Regions from separate parts of the Homo sapiens genome. Here region 2 is linked to region 1. The links are chromatin loops, found by intact Hi-C in ENCODE. Cell type or tissue: chondrocyte. All regions are shown on one strand.

Region 1 (8,000 bases):
AAGAGAAAAATGGACAAAATGCATATGGTTTCCTATTCTCCAGAATCCTAGTTTCCCAATTCCTAGCTGCCTTGGTAGCCCAGAACTTCAGTTTTTGTCTCTTAGTCCTGGGAGGCTGAAAACACGCTGACCCCCTACTTTCTATTCAAATGGATTCTGCATCAATAAAGAGTCAGTCAATGTCTTATCCAGTGAATCAAACCATTTCTGTTCTGGAGTTTGGCCACTCACATTTTGATTTTACTGAATATTCTCTGATGGCTTTAAGGAGCAATTTTGTTGTTTTTGTTTTTGTAATTCACACATCATCTACAGTTGTTGCTTTCACAGACAGATTGGTCTGGTAAAATATAATCTGTCATAATCAGAAGTGGAAGTTGTATAAGACTCTCCCTAAAAGGTTTTAAGATTTTTTTTTTTTTTTGAGATGTGGAGTCTCACTCTGTTGCCCAGGCTGGAGTGCAGTGGCATGATCTCGGCCCACTGCAACCTTCATCTCCAGGGTTCAAGCAATTCTCCTGCCTCAGCCTCCAGAGTATCTGGTATTACAGGAGTGCACTACCACATCTGGCTAATTTTTTTGTATTTTTAGTAGAGACGGGGTTTCACCATTTTGGCCAGGCTGGTCTTGAACTCCTGACCTCAAGTGATCCACCTGCTTCAGCCTCCCAAAGTGCTGGGATTACAGGTGTGAGCCATCATGCCTGGCCCTAAATAAGATTTTTGATTGAAGATGTGTAAGCAGAAAAAAATTAAAATAATAAGGGAGCATGATAAGTGTAAAAATGGGCAAGGAATTCCTGAGAAAAGAGAATAAGAGAAGGAGGACAACTCCAAAATGTTTTACAAAACGAATCAAATTGAAATTTTTAAAAGCGTTTTGCTTTAGGAAAAAAAAAAACAAAAAAACAGCTAAAGTAAATATTTGTAAGGTGTTTGCCATCCAGTCAAGTAAAACAGATTGATTTTTATCTGTAAATTGTTTTTCACTGTGAAAATCAGCTGGCTTCTGTTGTTAGAAATCAGAACACAGTGCATTAGGCTGAATAAATGTGTTGCCTAGTAAACTGGCATGGAACTAAATTACATTCAACTGGTGAGTAGTTTAACGATTTTTTTCTGTAAGATGTGAACATGTATATCTCAAATGGTGTGTCTTACTCAGTCAAATTTGTAGACAGAGAGCTTATAAGCCTAACAGAAAGATAAGAGAAGTCATAAAAGTGATGAGGCAAAGCAGATATCCAAACAGCAAAAGTGTTCTAATTTATCTGTGAACATTTAACTGAAATTAATTCTTATATTGTGACAGCAAGTATCGACGGCCTGTATGCATGAGTTAGAGTCATTCATTGTGAGAATTATAAAGATGATCAATGACTTGGCTTTCTGACAAGTAATATTATGAATACATTAAAATTTCTTGTCCTATTCATGAAGTATCTATCCACTCATGAACACATCAGACATCCTGAATTGTCAGGTATACATACAGGTATACGTAAAAAAACACATATCGATTTAAATATAACATTTTGCAGCACTTATTAGGTGCCCTCTGACTATGTGGCCAATTAATATGAACTTGTGACAAATATACAAAAACTGTCAAGAAAGACTCCTTTTTGACTGCTAGAAAGGAAGATAGTGATGTATATAAAATCATATGTTGAACCAAATTGGTTGAACATATAAAATGTTTCTGGCATTTAGTAAGTGCTGAGGATAGAGAGACACCAAAAGACCACTCAGTCCTGTCCTCAAGAAGCATATAATACAGTTGGGATGGCAGATAAATAATTCGATATATAGGGTAGGATGTGATAAATAGTATTCATTTATTTCCTCCACAAATAGTTTTTAATAATATTAAACACTTAAACACAAGTTTAAAGGAGTGAAATTTAAGTTAGTAAAATTAGAAAATTCATAAATGTAAAATGAAGAAAATATAATATTTAGACATTATTATATGATATGTTATAATAATTATGGTTTATAATATATTATTATAATAGCCATTAGCAACATTAGTTAGGAAGTATGAGAGGAGAGATATTTAAAACAAATTGTGTATTTAAAAGAGAATTCTCTGTGGGGGAGGAGATACTATCTAGATTAGGTGGTAACACTGAGGTGAAGGGACTCTCCAGGCAGAGGAGGGAATACACATAAATAGAATGTGGTGGTTTTTTACTATAAGATTTTAGCCAAGCAGGCACGGAATTTTCTAGAACTACTTTCCCTGTATAATTAGGATTTGGCACAAAGAGCTTTAAGTGAGATTTGGAAGGTACAAGAGGAACAGCAGTCATTACAGAAGATTAGTACAAGCCTCCATGCATGGCCAACCCTTGGCACATTTGCTGCTGATTCACGGGCTTCTCTCACTGGTGTGCATAGACCCACAGCTCCTCTGCCTGCTGTCAGATCGCTTCCTTCAGCTTTTCCAAGTCCTGAGTCAGACACGTGTGCAACTCTGGGGTGAAAGACACCAGCTTCTTCTGCAGATTACCTGTATCATTTGGGTTTGAAGCATATTCTGATGTGTCTTTGTGAATACCAGTTTATTCTCAAGGATTTTAGGTTGTCTTTTCTTTTCTTTTTTTTTTTTTTCTATTTCGTTTAGAGCTTTTCTTCCTGATGGCTTATCTACCGATCAAAGCAACTTCTACCTCACCAGCAGATACAGAGGCAACTTCTTCCATAGATTTCTTCACCAGTTTTCCTTAGCTGTCTCCTTGGTAAGTGACTTTTCTCTGATGCTTCAACCGTCTCCTGGAACTTTACTTCACCCACTTTCCCCAGAATTTTGTAAGGCATAAATCCTTATAATGTGTTTTATTTTATATCACTCACAGTTGTTCTGGTTCCATGATTGAATCCTAACCTATACTTATGGTAAATAATTTAAAGTGTTCATCTAGCAACTATAAATAGATGGTGTGTCTAGAGGAGAGGATGAATGTGGGGAGTAGCAGAAAATAAAGCCAGAAAGAAACCACATTATAATCTATTTTTAGAGTAGGATTTTGGTTTCTATCTTCTACAAATGTCACTTGCTGCTTGTGAAAATGGATTGGAGTGGCTATATCTACAACAGAAAAAAACTGTAGATTAGACTATTGTACATTCAAGAAGATAATGTTAGAAATCTGTACACAGGTAAGAGGGTGGGTGGAGAGGCAGGGAGGGATCAGAGTGAAGTACAAATAAATCTGAATAAATATTTTAAAGTGTATTTGGTGCTTGTCTTGCCATGAGTCTTTGCACTAGCAAAGGTTTCCCAAACTCAAATCCTTGGTTCTGTTTTTCAAACTGCCTTTAAGACATAACATAGTGGATGTATTAATTTTATACCTTGTTGAATGTAAGTGAGTATGGATGGGCATACTGAATAAAAATATATTTCTTAACTCGTCTTTATCAGGAACATTTGAAATCCTCTGGTTCTTTGGCACCCAAATATGAAGGTCATTTCATCAAAGGCCTAAAATTTTCATAGAGAGGATTTGAGAAAGGTGATCTCAATAAAATACAAAAAAAAAAAGGAAGAAAAGCTACAGTAAAAGAAATATTGCTACTTATATATGCAAACGAAGACTGAGGACAACTATTATCAGCTTTCTACTCTTAAGAATTATTTAAGTTGCTACTCCTACTTCTACATTTGGACATTGGTTTACCATGCCATTTTTCCTTATATATATTTAAAAAATCTCTTAAAAATTAAAATGGTAGTATGCATGTTTTCAGGCCAAATATATATTTCCAAACTGTTCTAAATTTGTTACTACTGTGTTTTTACTCCTGAGTAATCAATAACATTGAGTAATAAAGACAGAATTATTTATGTATAAATAAAAATTCTCATGAGAATTTTTGTCTATTTTTCCTTTTCTGAGTTGAAAAGCAGCCATTTTCAACATAGCTAATTGTTGCTACAGTATCATTTTAAATTAATGTGGTACAGTGTATGCTGAAATAGCAGTGGAAAAATATTTAAGTTTTAACAATGCTCTACTCAGGTAAATATCCCTGCAGGAATCAAAATTAATAAATATTATCTTCAGTATACATAATACAATATAATATCTTTAATAGGAGTTGCCATTTTACTGAATATCTTCCATTTGATGTTTGTGAAAAGTTTGTTCATTGACATAGCTCAATAATATTCCATTTTACAAATATACCACAATTAATTAACCTATCCTTCTGTAGATAGACATATGGGTTTCTTTCCTTATTATACATCATATTAAACTTTTATATTATGAACAGTTCATTGAATCTATTGATCCATTTGTGGAGAATTTATATCTTTATGATATTGATTTTTCTTCCTAGAGGTATAATATGCCTTTCCATTTATTTGAATCATTTTTAATGTTTTAAAATTTAGATACATTTAATTAATGTGTGTGTATCTGTATGTAAGCTTACTGCAATGCTAAACAGGTAAATATTCAGAACACTCTGTAAAAAAAAAAAAAAGTTGAACTTCCACCTTAATTACTGACTTTTTTTTAATTAATTGTAAGCAGAAATGGGATACTGTTTTCTCTGCCACATTTCTGTCACCTGTGGTCATAATCCCTCGAGCTGTATAAGGGAAGTTGTCTGTTCAAATCATGCAGTGTTCTTATGTCACAAACCAAAACCTGAGTCTATTATGCTGAGCTAATCTGCTTTGACCTGGGTAATTTCCATCCTGGGTTGATCTGATCTGCCAGGAGGTTTGGCCGTCAGATTTTGGTGACTTCTGCTCCTCAGAGAATTCTCAGAATCCCAAATTGCACCCCATCTCACTAAGAGTGTGGAGAGGAAAAGACAGAAGGATAGAAAAAGAGAAGGAGGAGGAAAAGGAAGTATCTATCTACATGTTTATATCTATACCTTTATTTATACTCACAGTAAAGGACATTTGTCAGAATAGCCCCCAAACACTATTGCCGCACCAACATCTATTAAAATATAAACCATCTTTAATAAATACTGAGCTGTGTAAATATTTATTTGCATGCAAAAGAAAAGCTCTTTAGTATTCTTAAGCCAGACTGAGCAGTCAACAGATGATTTTGATAAATGTCTGTTCATTACCTGAACATTTCCATTGCAATATAAAACAAAGATTTCATCTACATTTTATTTTTGCTCCATGAATGGTTCCACACTTTCTAATCAGTGTTATTTTTAAGATTAAATTTGGATAGTAATGTAAATATGGGAGGGGAATGGGTGTCTAAGAGGATTTTCTGGTTCATAGTCATTATAATAGTCACAATATACAAGATAATTTGTAAGTCTAGGCCCCCTTTTGCTCAGGCAGTCTAATTCTTTATGTCCAAGAATTTTGTCAAAGTAATGTTCTTCATGCTAATAAATATAATAAAAACATACCCTTTTCTGGTAGTTGTCTTCTTTTAATATTAATATGTCATTTTTCTTCATGATTCTAAAAACAAATATGAACTGCTTTGTAAATATTGGTCAATGAATACTTCATGACACTCCCTTTTGAAAGGTGTATGACTTGACAGCCGCTATTTAGACATTTCATTTATGTCATGGGTTTTGTTTTCTATTTTTGCTGTTGCTGTTGTTTTAAATCAGGGCTTGATATTGATGGGGCAAGATTAGGAAGTAAAGAACCACATAGTTCTCTCTCCTTCATCTCTTCCTGTGTTAATAAATGGTTCCATGATCTAATAAAAGAGCAAACACAGGAAACAATAAGGGGAATCAAAAAGTGAAAATAAAACAAACAAATCTAGAAACAAGCAAACTTTATCTTGAGTTTTGTGGACTTCCTGCAGAGATTTCTCAATTCCTGTTTCTACTCCAAATGCATTCATGTGACTAGCATGCTCAGTGAATTGGGCATCTTTTGCTCTTTAAAATTACTTATTTAAGAAAAATTTATGTATACTCTGATCCTCTTAACTCTGTTGCATTTGCAGGTTCAGTATGGCCTCTGCTGCTGAAAAGGCTGTGTGCAATGTAAAAAGTGTGTTTAATTCAACCTTTTATTAATTCATCTATAATTTTGAAATTCAGTTTTTTATTTTATTGACTAGTTAACATCTGCCAATCACCATTAAACATCGTACAAGTATTATTTTCTTCACTCTTTACAGAAACCTCATTCTCAATTTACATGTTATAAGTGACATAGCTAAGGTGTAGAGAAGGTGTATGCATGCAAAAATTCACACAATTCATATCAGACGGAGCTAGGACATAAATTCTAGTTCCTTCAAACTTCTTAACATACTGCCACCACAAATTAAGTATCTTATTGGTAATTTATAAGGAACAGAAACTTATTAACTTAACAGTTCTGGAGGCTGGAAAGTCCAAGGTCAAGGTATCCCTAGGTTAGGGCCCAGTTTCTCTTTTCTCTGATTCCAAGATGGTGCCTTGCATGTGGCATCCTCTGGAGGGCAGGGGAATGCTGGATTCTCACATGGCAGGAAGGCAGAGGGTCAAGAGAGAAAAACCAACCTGAAAAGTCCTTTTATTAATGCACTAAATCCACTCATGAGGGTGAAGTGCTTGTAGTCTAATCACATCTTAAAGACCTCACATCTTAATGTAGTTGCAATGGCAATTAAATCTCAACATGAACTTGGGAGGAGGCATTCAAACTACAGCAATCTGGCCTGACCACCCAAAACTTACATCTTTCTCAAATACAAAATACATTTATTCCATCCCATTAGCCTCTAACGTCTTACATTGTTCTGGCATCAACTAATAAGTCCGAAGTCCAGAGTCCTATCTAAATTAGATATCGGTGAGACTCAAAGCATAATTCACCCTGAGGGAAATTCTCTCCAGTTATGAGCCCATGAAATTAAACAAGTGACATACTTCCAAAAGGTGATGGTGGATAAGAATAAAATAGACATCCCATTCCCAAGTAAAGAAATAGTCAAGAAGGAAGCAGTAACATGTACCAAGTAAGCCCAAAACACAACAGGGCCAGCACATGAAATCATAAGGCTTGGGAATAATCTTTGACTTTATACGCCATCTTCCAGACACACTGGGGTGTGAGCTGGACCCCCCTAAGTCCTCAGGAAACCCAACCCCTATGACTTTGCTGGGCTTAGCCCAAAAAGCAGCTCTCGTGGTTTGGAGTCAGGTGCCTTCATCTTCTCCAGGCTGGCATGGCATGCTGGTACGTCTACAGTTCCAGAGTCTTGAGGTGGCCCTGATCCCATTTCTCCCTTCGGCATTATCCTAGTGGGGAATCTCTGCAGTGTTTCATCCCCTGAAAAAAGTCTGTTTGTGCCCCAAGGTTCTTTATGACATCCTTTGAAATCTATGAGGAGCCATACCTCCATAGCTCCTGCATGGTGTGTACCTGCAAAATTAGCACCAACTGGATGCCACCAAGGCTCACCACTTGCACCATCTGGAGCAGTGGCTCAAGCCTGCCCTGGGCCTACTCTACCCACAGCTATAATGGCTGAGAAGCACTGTGCCAGAATGTGGGGAGCAAAGACCCTAGGTTACACTGGACCACAACACTGAGGTCCCATGCATACCCTGGGCCCATCTCCAAAACAATTCTGCCCTCAAGGCAATAGGGCTCAGAGCCTGTGATAGGAAGGGCAGCCTCAGACATGTCCAAAATGCACTGGGGGGTCTTTTTCCCATTGTCTTAATGCATAGCACCTGGTTTCCTCGTATCCATAGTAATCTCTTTATCAAACAGTTGGTTGGCCATACTCTTGGTATTCCATCTAGAACACACTTATTTATTCTTTACATGATCTGGCTGAGAGTTTTCCAGATCTTTATGTTCTGCTTCCCTTTTAATCATAAGCTGTCTTTAAATCATTTCTATCTGCTTACATTTTAATATACACAATTAAAGGAAACCACACAGCACCCTGAATGCTTTGTTGCTAAGATATTTCTTCTGACAGATACCCTAGTTTATCAATCTTAAATTCTACCTTCCATAAAGCTCTAAGTCATCGACACAA
Region 2 (8,000 bases), 630 kb before region 1:
CATCCTTTGCTATTGTGAATAAATAAGCACAGTTTTTAATTGTTGCCTTATACAGTTGCCTTTTAAAACATGGGATAAGAAAAGTGTTACAAACATAATAAATATGTTTATATTGTCTTTTTTTAAAATTATACTTTAAGTTTTGGGATACATGTGCAGAATGTGAAGGTTTGTTACATAGGTATACATGGAGCGAAAATATTTCTAAACAATGTATCTGATGAAAAGTTAATATTCAAAAAATGTAAGGAACTCCAGCTCAATTTCAAAAACAAAAAACAAACAAAAAACAAAAAGACCCCACAACCCAACAAATACCTTGATTAAAAATGGGCCAAATACGTGAATAAGTAATTCTCTAATAGAGACATACAAATGGCCAAAAGGTTTATGAAAGGTGCTCAACATCACTAATCATAAGGAAATGCAAATCAAAACTGCAATGAGATGTCACTTTGCACCTGCTAGGATGGTTATTGTAAACAACCACTACAAAAAAGATAAATACTAGTGGGAATGTGGAGGAAAGTGAACCTCTGTACACTGTTGGTGGGAATGTAAAATGGCTCAGCCACACTTTATGGAAAATAGTGTGGCAATGGTTTTAGTGCAATTATTTTATGGCAATACCTAATACAATTTCAAAATGAATTTCTTAAAAGTAAAGAAATAAAATAGAATCTCTGAAATTTAAGAAAAAAAAAATGAGTTACCCAATGGCAAAGGATAGAATCTCTTATAACACTAGGTGAATAGACTTTGACTAACCAACAAAAACTAACATATTCAATTGAGTGTTGCCTTTCAAAGCCCTCTTATTGTGAGGTTATTCAATTATTTTAATAAAGTAGCTATAGGTTAAGAATTTCTCTTTGTAGATTACTTTTAGAGATAGTTTATAAATCAGTAAAGAAAATCTAGATTTTTTACTTCTTTTTCACATCCAGTGAATTCAGAAAATAACACCCTTCTGATATAATAATTGGATGCTAACCAAGGCAGCCTTAATCCTCTTACCTTGACTAGACTTTGCACAGGTTTCTTCCTGACTGTAGGCACCTGACCTCCTTTTGCTTAGAGAATTTGTTTTAGAAAACTTGTAATTGTAAATCCTTTCTCTGTCCCTTTGAAATGTATGTAAATTATCCTCTAGCCTCTTGCCTGTTTTACAACGCAGAAATTACCTTTCTCGAAGACCTAGAATCTATCCCATTGAGATGTAGTCATCAAGAGGAACAGCTTCCCTATCTTCCAGTCTCTGTGGTAGGGTAAGACCTTCATAAACAAACACCTTGAGCCTAATCACATTGAGCAACCTCTCTGCTAATGTCCTCCAGCACTTTGCTGCTGGCGACCCCCCATGATTAAAAACCCACCCATCTTTTGTTTCAGTGGAATAGAATTCAATCTCTCTCCCCTTTTACAATAGTCTTGGGTAAAGTCTTCCTTGCCTGTCAAACTCTGTCTGGCGTAATTATTCTTTGAAAATGCAAAATAATGTAAAGCACTTTTTTTCAAAATAGATCAAATCCAGGTGGTATGCCTATTTTTTTTTATTATGGTAACCAAACTCAATATGAAAAGCAAAGTGGAAGTGATTTCATGTAAATTCTTATCTGAGAATCTTTTAAAAGTCAATTTCCCGGCCAGGTGCAGTGGCTCACGCCTGTAATCCCAGTGCTACGAGAGGCTGAGGTGGGTAGATCACCTGAGGTCAGAAGTTCGAAATCGGCCTGGCCAACATGGTGAAATCTGTCTCTACAAAAATAGAAAAATTAGCTAGGCATGATGGCAGGTGCCTGAAATGCCAGGTACTCCAGAGGCTGAGGAGGGAAGATCGCTTGAACCCAGAAGGCAGAGGTTGCAGTGAGCCGAGATTGTGCCGTTGCACTCCAGTCTGGGTGACAGAGTCAATTTCCCCTTGCTCTCATTTCTTCTGAACATTTTATGTTAGCCAATTCTTAACATATTGAATTGGCACTTTAAGATTTGAAGGCATATATTTTTCAGAGAATGTACTTTATTTTTCTTTCAATTCATCCTTTTAAATTTCACTAATGTGGAAGTAACATTCTTTCTCCATAAGGGCTTAAGTTGTTAAAAGATGAGACACAGGGATTTTCTTCTGTGTACCTCTAAACTTAAGGGATATTTTGCATTCCCTTTCAGTAGGATGTCACACAGCATTCCAGAGGCGAAGTACTTAGGGTAGCAATTACATTACTTTAATGGAATCACTTTTAAAGGTGCTATAATCAATCATCATTAACAACAACAAAAGTGACAAAAACTAACTTTGTTAACTAGGAGAGATTTTGAGCTCGAGATCCTTCCAACTAATTATATTTTGATAGATCATTTGGAACTAGCTTTAAATGTTTCCAGGAGTTTCTGAACAGTTGCCTTTTTAGAAGCCAGTTTTATTTTTAATAATATGAGAAAGGGACCAGAGATTTTTCTGGGAGTGAATTAATCAGGGTGAGGAAAGAAAATAGGGGTTAAAGAAAATTTGCTTTGTGAGATGGAAAGATACTCATGTACGGTGATGTTAACTTTTATTAAAGGCAAAAGAGAGAGCAGCCATTTCGTACAAACATACACAGACAACCAATGAAGGAGACTAAAGATAGGAATTTCCCATAACTAATGGGCCTCAAATATTTGTTCTTTGAACACAAGTGTAAGGCCTTCTGCATGGGTCACTAGGCTGGGCCCAGTACATTGATATTACTTTTTGAGTCGTAAATTAGAACATTTGTCCTGGCAATTATAAATCTATGCAAAGAATACAGTAATATAAACTACTTCATATATTCTGAAGCTGCTTTTAAAATATTTTGAGTGTGGTTGTGTAGGCTAAAGTATAGATACTCTATTAGGGCCTCATAAACAAAGGAGAAATGTTGGATGGGATGGAGAAAATTCAAGGATTGGGGAAAAATGTCAATGCTAAACAGTAAAATTATAACGAAACTACCTTGATAAGAAAACAAAAGTGCAAAACACTTTGCTAGCTTTTTCTACGGCAGCTTCAGCAGGTGGCGCTGGTGAGCTTCCAATAGGTAATAATGTGCATGGTAAAAGTTGAGTTTCATGGGTTATGCGGATGTACTGCTCTCCTCTCCAGGGCTCCAGGGATGAAAAAACGTGCAGTCCAATAAAGATCTGAAATACGTCATTCTTTTAGTATATATGTATTAAACAGATGCCTATGTAGGTATCAATTTATATTAGCAATTACAAACATATTCATGGCTTATTTCTAAAGAAAAGTGCCTGATAATAAAAAGATTTATTTGAAATTACTCAACATAAGTTTTAAAAAATGTCTAGTCCTGGCAGGGTGCGGTGGCTCACGCCTGCAATCCCAGCACTTTGGGAGGCCGAGGTGGGCGGATCACGGGGTCAGGAGTTAGAGACCAGCCTGACCAACATGGTGAAACCCCATCTCTACTAAAAATACAAAAATTAGCCGGATATGGTGGCTCGCGTCTGTAATCCCAGCTACTCAGGAGGCTGAGGCAGGATAATCACTTGAACCCACGAGGCGGAGGTTGCATTGAGCTGAGCTTGCGCCACTGCACTCTAGCCTGGGCAACAGAGCGAGACTCCGTCTCAAAAAAAAAAAAAGGAAAAAGAAAGTCTCGCCCTCAGTTTTCCTGAATTTCTCTCAAGTTCTATATGAGTACATCTGCCAAGGGCCACATTATTTTGTGAATGGATAATTGAGATAATTGGCAGTATGTTACAGAGCAGTGGCAGTTCTCCTTGAACTTAGACAAGATGCAAGTCACTTAAGGATGTTGTAAAATGTGGGTTTTAATTCAGTACATCTGAGTGGGACCTGAGATTCTGCATTCCTAACAAGCTCCCTGATGATGGCAATGCTGTAAATTTTCATATTACGCCGAGTAGCAAGGCTATAGGGGAATTTATATCAGATCTACCTTCCAGCCCTGGTAATCTTCCTTAACAAGTATGTGACCTTGATGAAGTCAGTTTATCTCTAATAATGAAATAGAAAAAATAAAGTAGTATCTCTTCTTTTTATTTATAGTAATCATTTTAGGGTCTTATAAAATGCTGAATTATCTACCAAAGGAAACATTCAGTTATATTTTGTAAATAGTTGGAAAACCAGTTGCATATATTGACTTTAACATATTAGAAAATGATTGACACATAAAAATTATTGGCTAAATGTGAAAAGTTTACTTATTTCAGATTTTAGTTTCTGTATTGACTTTTAACCTTAGAGAGATCCTTAAAACATAAGTGAATAGGAATGCAAGGTATATAAATGAGAGAATTGACAACAAGTCTAAAAACGGGGTGGAAATACTTCATTGAAAGAAAGAATGAGAAAAAATGCAAATTACTTAATTTTGTAATTATGATTTTAAAATAACATCCCAGAAAGAAATGAGAAAATAATTGTAAGTCATTTTTAATTGTGTGACTCAAATAATAAATTAATATCCCCATAGGGATGTAGTGATCAGCTAAAAGCGGCTTGCTGAGTGCCTACGAGCACCAGTGAGGTAGTGAAGCTATCCTGGGCTAACAAAGACGCTTATCCTTAAGTCACGTCTTCCTTATAGTTGATACCTGGTTTCCTGTTTGACTTGAGTAAAAATTTCCACCACACACTGTTTGTCCATATGTGTCTCAGCAGTAGAACAGTGACTAACAGCAGTTTTATTGGATTGGGCATTTGTTATCATTGTAATTAATGCCTGAATGTTCAGCAAGTGAGTCGTGTCAATAAATGGCATCTCAGACATGCAGGTAAATCGAAGAAGAATGCTTAGGCTTCTATATGGAAGTGCTGCAATCTTCAGTTATGTAAGTAATTTGTATCTCCTTTCTTAGTGCTTTGGAATCCCACTGCCTAAGGTCTTATTCCAGCTCTAAAGTTTAATGACTATGGCTTGGACAAGTTACTCAACTTCTCTGAAACTCAGTTTCTTCATCTGCAAAATGCAAGTATTATCAGAGCTTAACTTTCTAGGGTTGTTTAGGAAATTTTAAAAGAGATATAATACATGGGAACACAGTTTTGGTATTTGGTAACCTATCAACGCATGTTGGCTGCTAGTATTGCACTTGCCATTATTATTATCAGTAGTTGTTATTGCTGCATTGCAGAAATGGACTCTAGTTTATTTTCTGAACTTTTTGATTGTTGTTACTTTGTGATCATATTGATACTCAAATTCAACTATTAATTACGAACTATTAGTGCAGTTTAAGAGTTTCAGCCTTGTTTTAAAATCACATTTTTCCTATAGTCATTTTAGCCTTTGACGAAGATTTATTCTTCTTTTAAAATGAAGTCATGTTAACTAATTAATTACTGTAACTCTTTAGGTGATTCTGTAAATAGTTTTAATATTTTGGATAATTGTCATTAGTAATAATTTCCGCAGTTTTTCTTACAAAAGCAGTAATCATCTCTTGCATTTTTATGTTAACCTTAAAAAACTATGACAACCTGAAGTTTCTAAAGATGAATTCTCCTAAAGGTGAATCTAAATATTAAAATTCAATGGCATTTAGTGTGTTTCATACATACTATATTATTTGGTAGAGCTAACTTCCTTATGACCCAAAGTAATTTTGAGTTATAGCGTATGTAGGTAGGTAGATGCAATCTGATTTTCACAAATGAATAATTAGATTTGAAATTTAGTTCAGTTATTTTTCACAGCTACACAGCTTAAAAGCAGCAGAGAGAGATCTCAAGCCCAGGCCTCATTGTTCCAAATCCAGTACTGTTTTTAAAGCCACAAAGAGACTTTGACCTATAAGGTCTGGGAGTCAGCTTCAGGAGGATGTCGAGTTAAATCCATAAGTAGCATTTGAGATTATGTGGTTCCCAAGATGTCCTAAAGGAATTATCTGCCATTCTCACTCAAAGGCTTCATTTGACAGTACTTCCATCAGGAAACACTACGCTTTCCTGCTAAAACTGCCTATGGCTTTGGAATGCAGTACTATGGTTGTCACCACAAGCTCCAACTAAATGCTCAGTGGGATTATTGGCTCAGTGAGAGCCTAGCTTGGATCCTGACCTTACCTACTAAATGCACAAGATATTAAAACTGGAATCAACTTAATTCTCCCATTCAGCCAACAAGTATTTCCTGAGCTCCTAGTATACAAATTGATGCATAAGTTATAAAATCTAGTGAGTAAATAAGTAATTACAAGTTGTGTTAATCATAAATATGAAAGGTCAGTGGAGGGAGCAGGTTGTTGATATAGACTATGAATTGGAGGTGGAAAGGAAGCAGGGTGGTCTGAGAAGGGCTCTCAGTCTCCTTGCTTTACCGATTAGAAAACTGAAATCCTGACACATGAATTGCTGGTGAAGATCCCTTAGGTAAGTGACAGATGGACCAACACCAGAACCTATGTCCCTTCACTCCAACACTCAGGATTTTTACTTGATGTTTTGGAAATTAGTATTTTCAGATAGTCTAGTTGGTTTTAAAACTCAGCAACTATTTTTCTCAGATATATGTAGCACTATAAACATGTATATTAAAAAGAGAAAAGTAAACCTTTTCCCTGAGGAAAAGGCATTAAAAGTAAGTAAAATACTTAAGAATGCCATACTAAAGTGTATTTTTGTACCGTATTCATGTATATATTTCTTTTTCTATCTATCTATTATTTATCACCTATCTATCCATCTATCTACATCTAGTTAGATAGATCAATGATAGATCAATAAATATATATAAACTATCTAGGATCTAACCCATTTAACCAGAGCCTGTTACTAAAGTTCTGCCTGGCATCAGGGATGTACTCAAGTTGGAAATCACAGGCTATACCTAAGACATCTGAATTGTGACCTTCACGGAAAACAGCCCTGGGAAAGAGTGGTCAGTATTAGAGGTTTTCAGAGACTGTGTCTTTTATTGACACCAACAATGGCACGTATTGGCCCCCAGTAGGACTGTGAGTGAAATCTTACCTCTGACACTTGCAGACATTACCAACTGATGATGCACAGCAGTCCTGTATCAAAGGCTACTCACATAAAATGAGAATTATTAAGAGAGTGAAGCTAATTTCACAACCAAGGTACACAGTGTAACAGAGAATTTAGTCACATTCGGTTATAGGCGGTAAAATGTTGATGTGGGGAGCCCAGAAGGGAAAATTCAACACGTTGAGTCACACAGCAGAGCTGGTCTATGAACTGGATTCTGAAATTTACAGTTGATAAGTATAGAATTTTGGTCTCACTATTTCAGTCTTCCATACCATAGACCTCTCATCCATGGGACTGAAGCAAGCAATGGTGTGCATTCAAATGGAAGGCTCTTGTGGCTGATTCCTGGGGTCTTTGAGGACTAAGTATCCATAGGGAGGTGGCTGCCCTGCATTGTGAAGTGTCCTTGAGGCATGTGGCAGAGTCTGCAGCAAGGAGCCCCAGAGTTAAGCAGAGCCTCCTTTTCCGATGTTACAGTATGAAGCCAGTCATTGCCTAACTTTCAACCCCAATAACTCCTTTTTATTGATTTTTTTCTATAAACATTAAGATTAGAGTATTTGCCACATTGTTCTTATCATGTGCAAATAATTAGCTGTCACATCGTTATTATTCAGGTATATAAAATCACAATTAAGAACTTCTGATTATTCAAAGATAACTAGTGGCATCACATTGAGCTGTCATCATTTTAGCCAAAGCAAGACAAAAGACAGCAAAACTCATTATTTTACTTAACCTGTGAGGTTTTACCTAAGACAAGCTTTGGCTTTTTTGAAATGTTGAATTCAGCCCTTCATTGATAATAGGGACCTCTCTGACTAGAAATCACTGGGTTAAGTTTTGAGGGTTTGTCTGACTAACTCACTTTTTCTTTTCTTTCCTCTCTTTTCTTTCTTTCCTTTCCTTTCCCTTCCCTTCCCTTCCCTTCCCTTCCCTTCCCTTCCCTTCCCTTCCCTTCCCTTCCCTTCCCTTCCCTTGCCTTCCCTTCCCT

The links. Hi-C counts contacts between places; a loop is a spot of excess contacts. Peaks named below come from ENCODE experiments on the same cell type or tissue, not always from the same donor. Only the 100,000 strongest peaks of a DNase experiment are listed, where the experiment ranks them.
Region 2: a loop joins it to region 1, with 2.2 times the contacts of the local background. A loop is called at or near these places in 8 of 110 quality-filtered maps.

The regions. Positions count from the first base shown.
Region 1 is chr4:43,761,032-43,769,031 of GRCh38, forward strand. It overlaps LOC124900848 (a long non-coding RNA gene), which reads left to right and starts at 2,464. Exons shown (of 2, transcript XR_007058445.1): 1 at 2,464-2,744; 2 at 3,431-5,402. RefSeq lists enhancers at 2,072-2,201, 2,272-2,341. In chondrocyte, no CTCF peak of the experiment used is centred here; no DNase peak of the experiment used is centred here.
Region 2 is chr4:43,129,142-43,137,141 of GRCh38, forward strand. No RefSeq gene overlaps it. Among named protein-coding and RNA genes, the nearest start is that of GRXCR1, 240 kb to the left of the region's middle. RefSeq lists an enhancer at 977-1,570. In chondrocyte, CTCF peaks have their summits at 3,045 (motif pointing right) and 3,254; no DNase peak of the experiment used is centred here.